Linked DNA regions of Mus musculus: region 2 is linked to region 1. A link is a loop called in an ENCODE intact Hi-C map of the cell type or tissue named here. Cell type or tissue: left cerebral cortex. All regions are shown on one strand.

Region 1 (2,500 bases):
TTATTATAGAACCCAGGACCACCAGCCCATGGATGGCCCCACCCACAAGGGCTAGGCCTTTTCCCATGAATCACTAATTAAAAAATTTAGTGATTAGTACCAGATCTTATGAAGGGATTGTCCCAGCTAAAGCTCTCTCCTTTCCGAGGACTCTAGCTTCTGTTAAGTTGTCATAAAAACCATCAGGACAGGAAGATAGTCATCAAATGTGTTGTGAAGTGTAATGAGTGTTAGGAAAGTGAAGTGCCAGGCCTTCTGTGAGGAAGTACAGTGCAGGTTACCATCTGAAGAGGCAACAATGAAGGCGTTAAGCTTGATCAGAACATTGAGGAAACCGGGTTCAAGAACAGGAAAGACTGATGTGACCGTAGACAGCCCACTCAAACACCGTGTTATCTGATGGAAAATTATTTGGAAGGTGATTCGTTGGATTTTCTCTGTAGTAGTTATCAATGGCACTGTATTTTAAGGAACAGTTGTTTAAAATTTAAGCCAACAACTCTGACGATTTTGTGGAGTATAGCTTTGTGAACCCCAGGCTTCTCCATTGGCTGTTCTAATGATGTCAACTAGGAGACTTGGCCCTTGAATGTTCTTCCCTCACAGTTTGTAGCATCAAACTAAACAACAACAACAACAAAAGTTTCTTTAAGCTTTCTATATGCTAGCTTTAACTAAATAGGAATAATATATAAAATGAAATATTCCATGTTCTCTTGGAATAATTGGTTCACTACTTGAAGCCATTATTTTGAACAAAGCAAAGATTCATATCCTGTCAAGGTACTGGGGCATCTTTAATCACTCACTTGGAGGCTAGGGAACATTCCTGAAGAGGGGGTGGGAAGGATGTAAGAGCCAGAGATGGGAGGAGTACCATATATAGTACTGTCTTCTAGAAATGACATGTCCATTACAGTCATGAACATAGCAACTGTGACCACCCACCCACAACCTACACACAAGTGCACACCGAGGTGTGTGTGTATGTGGGGGGGGGGGGGAGTTGAGGATATGAAACTAAGCTAAGAGAAGACAGGGTCAATAGCAGGAGCTGGTGGTGTAGGGAGATAATACAGGGATAAAAATTCTTTTTTTTTTCTAATGCCAGTATTAAGATTGGTGATGGTCAGGAATGTCAGGGTGATTGGAAAGTCCTAGTTAGCCAACTGGTATTTGGGGGGAGGCAAGGCTCTAGAAACCAGTTGCAACCAGGAAAGTGGATTAGAAGTGCTAATACGTGGAACCAAGCCAGAGTTTGACTCATTCAAGCTTAGGGTTGTTTTTTTCCCTATACATAAACTGAGCTTCCAAGCCACCTTCACGCGGTGAAAATGGTTTTGTAATTGTTGATTGTTTTCTTCTTGAGTAGAGTATGATAGTACTTTCTTTTTTTGTTAATTGTTACTGTGACAGTATTTCGTATTTTTAACCTGAAGCAGTTGGCGTTCCAAAAATACTTGGAAACAAGATTCCTGATGTAATGGTGAAATCATCCTCGCCCACATCCAGAAGTGTGGTAGAACTCCATTTTCCCCGGGCTATTTATAGCAATGCTTTTTATGTTAGGAGTCATACATTATCAAAGTAAATCCGTAAGCCGTGTGGTAGACTCTTTCCCCCTGAGTCGTAGTCTTGCTTTGCATTCATATTTCTTATGCTGCACTGTTAGAAGGTTTAGACTGTATTAGTGTATGTCCCTGACCTCTGCCGGAATTTGGATCAACAGTAAAGAATATGACAATGGCTGTTTCTGTGAGTCCATTAGTAACTTTTATATTGTAACCAAAATACCTGTGAGAGTCACTTATAAGAAGAAGTTCTTACTTTGGCTCAAAGTTGCCGAGGGTTTATTTTCCTGTCCCCAACACACACACACACACACACACACACACACACACACACACACCTACACATACCTATCTTTTGGTCCCATCTGATTGGACAGAACATCATGGTGGGCAGGGCAGCGAGGGTAGAGCCTATAATAGGGGTGGGAGATTAGGGACAAGGTTACAAAAACCCCCAAAAGCACATCTCCCCACTCCAGTGACTGCTTCCTTATCTCAGCCCCACCTTCTAAAGTGTCCAAGCCTTTTTCAGCTGGAGGCCAGGTGTTCATCCCATAAGCCCATCTGCAGAATTTCATATCCAAACCATAATAATTAGGTACTCATTGCCTTTTGTCACTCAGGAAACAAAAGGATACTGTTGTCTCCACAAGTAAAAGCTATACTTCCATTCTCCCCACCCCCTACGGTTTACTCTGCTGTAGTGTATAGCTTTTGCTTTCATTATGGTTAGTAGGGTCTAATTGTGTACCCGTGTGTTTGTTCACATGTGGCATATAACAACACACCGTTGCTGCCTTTTTAAAAAATATTTTAATGCTAATAATCAGTGAAAATAGATTTAATTGACACTCATTAAAATGGCTTGTTAATACGTAGCCTAAAAACATTTATAATTTTTTGTTGGCGTGTGAAATTTTGGAATTCAT
Region 2 (2,500 bases), 180 kb after region 1:
CACTGATTGTGGATGAGCCAGAGGAGAAATGTTGTCATCAAACCTCCCTCCTTTCAACCTTCACTTCCACCTCCAACAAGAGCTGTTGGCACTGGGGAAATAGATTTAGGTGTGACCCTTGAGTCCTGAGAGCAGTTGCGCAGCTGTCTCCCTCCCCCTAGTATGACCAGCTAGGGCGCTGCCATCGTCTGGGCTAGACAAGGAAGTATTCAGGGTTTCACTGTTCATCCCTTGCTGAGAGGGGGGAGAGGCCGAAAAAAAAAAATCCCACATTGTCAGAGTAATGCCAAACTCTGTGTGAGTGGGATGAGCAGAGCAGATGCTGCAGAGAGATGCCAAAGCGGCTCCCCTTCCTCTGTGCCTTGGGTTCCTATAAATTGCTCCGGCGCGCGTTTGTCAGCCTCCTCTTCTCCTGGCAGGTGGTACCCAGGCAGAATTCTGCGTTCAGCTCTCTCGTTCAGCTTTTCGGCGGCGAGGCTCTCGATGCTGCTGGCTAGCTCCTATCTCCTCTGTCCCTGAGCTTCTCTGAGCCGCGGATCCTGCGAATTGCCATTGCTCCGCGCATCTCAGGGGCCTCCCGACCCCAAGCAACCGCAGCCCTCTAGGGTTGGGGGGTGCGTTTCTGTTGGAGTTGCAGGAGAAAAAGAAAGAAAGAAAGAAAGAAAAAAAAAAGAGACAAGGACAGACGAACCAAGCCAACAAAAGAAAAGCAAGAAGCAGAAAAAAAAAAAAGGGCAACTTCAGACAGAAAGTTGGTGAGAACTGGCGCAGTCTGCAAAAAAGGAAAAGTCGATCACGGGCAGCAGCGGCATAAAAGTGTGAGCTGCTCCGGACGAGCGCAGCAGGCGGCAGCTGGCTTTGCCCTCCGGGTGGCCGCTCCGGCACCCGCCGCAGCCACAGGTGCGAAGGGGCTGGCAGGAGGCGAGAGGGCGCCCTGAGCACCCCTCCCCCCAACCCCCACCCCCAGCTCGGGACTTCAGTTCAAGTCACTTGGCGCCCCAGCTCCCTCCCTAGCCGCAGCCTCAGCGGGGGGGAGCAGGAGCCGGTCAAGAGCGACCGGCGCGCGCCCGCCCAGGGGAGTTGGGGTTCGAAGGGGGATTGTTTTCGGCTCTGAAGAGGTCCCCGCCCAACCTTCAAAATTTTGTCCAAAAGCAGACAAGAGGATCGGCCCGCGCTGAGCCGGCTCGTGGGCAGCAGGAGGCGCCTGATCGCCGCCGGGGCGCTGGGGGTGGTGATGGTGCTTCTGCTGGTCATCCTCATCCCGGTGCTGGTGAGCTCGGCCGGCACGTCGGCTCACTACGAGATGCTGGGCACCTGCCGCATGGTCTGCGACCCCTATGGGGGCACCAAGGCTCCCAGCACCGCCGCCACTCCGGACCGGGGCCTTATGCAGTCCCTGCCCACTTTCATCCAGGGTCCCAAAGGCGAGGCCGGTAGGCCGGGGAAGGCAGGCCCGCGTGGGCCCCCGGGAGAGCCCGGACCGCCGGGCCCCGTGGGGCCCCCGGGCGAGAAGGGAGAGCCGGGTCGCCAAGGCTTGCCCGGCCCGCCTGGGGCGCCCGGCCTGAACGCGGCCGGGGCTATCAGTGCAGCCACCTATAGCACGGTGCCCAAGATCGCCTTTTACGCTGGCCTCAAACGGCAGCACGAAGGCTACGAGGTGCTCAAGTTCGACGACGTGGTAACCAATCTCGGAAACCACTATGATCCCACCACGGGCAAGTTCACCTGCTCCATACCGGGTATCTACTTCTTCACCTACCACGTCCTGATGCGCGGAGGGGACGGCACCAGCATGTGGGCTGATCTCTGCAAAAACAACCAGGTGAGCGCGGGCAGGCAGTGGGGAGGGCGGAGAAGGTGCTGACAAGAGGGAGGAGACCCCGGAAATGGGGGTGGGAGCCCGCGGAGGAAGGGTGCGGCAACCCGGCTCCCCGGGCTAAAGCGAGGGGGACTCTGTGACATGCTGGAAAGGCGGGGGTCATACGCAGAGGAGAGCGCCTTGCAGCCCAGACAAGGTAGTTTTAGGGTGCCAGAACCGTGCTCGGCGCGTGCAATTGAGAGCATAACCCTCGAGGGGCGAGAAACTGGGATCTTGGCCCCGGGGCCAACTCGTGAACTTGCAGCAACTGTCTTACAGCAGGCCGGGAATCCCTGGTCTGTGGCATTATCTGCAGTTTAGAGTCGCTTCCAGCCTTTTTCTGAGAATGTAGAAGGTTTCAGAAGCCCGAAATGGGCGTGTCAGGGCTCCAGATTCAGAGGAGATAGACCAGCATTCCGGGGAGGATGGAAGGACCCCAAGAGCGAGTCTCAGACAAGGCTGCCCAGGGCTCAGACAGCACTCTGCCGCGCGCATGTAATGGCATGGCCTTTGAGAGGCTTTGGGCGGTGAAACTCAATAGTCACTTTACACTCCAGTTAGTTTCCAAAGGAAGAACTGCTGGGAACAGAAAAAGTTGCATTTACACTGTAACAGTATAGCAGCTGGCATGCAAACACAGGA

What was found. Peaks named below come from ENCODE experiments on the same cell type or tissue, not always from the same donor. Only the 100,000 strongest peaks of a DNase experiment are listed, where the experiment ranks them.
Region 2: it touches region 1 in a loop (5-fold over the local background); 4 of 42 quality-filtered maps call a loop at or near these places.

Annotation. Positions count from the first base shown.
Region 1 is chr2:13,188,049-13,190,548 of GRCm38, reverse strand. The region is part of intron 7 of Rsu1 (Ras suppressor protein 1); the gene reads left to right. Among named protein-coding and RNA genes, the nearest start is that of Rsu1, 82 kb to the left of the region's middle. In left cerebral cortex, no CTCF peak of the experiment used is centred here; DNase peaks (open chromatin) are centred at 935 and 1,503.
Region 2 is chr2:13,009,582-13,012,081 of GRCm38, reverse strand. It overlaps C1ql3 (C1q-like 3), which reads left to right and starts at 1,218. Exons shown (of 2, transcript NM_153155.2): 1 at 1,218-1,822. The coding sequence starts at 1,235. In left cerebral cortex, CTCF peaks have their summits at 192 (motif pointing left) and 1,192 (motif pointing right); DNase peaks (open chromatin) are centred at 357, 1,228, 1,825 and 2,202; H3K4me3 peaks cover 2,127 bases; H3K27ac peaks cover 2,042 bases.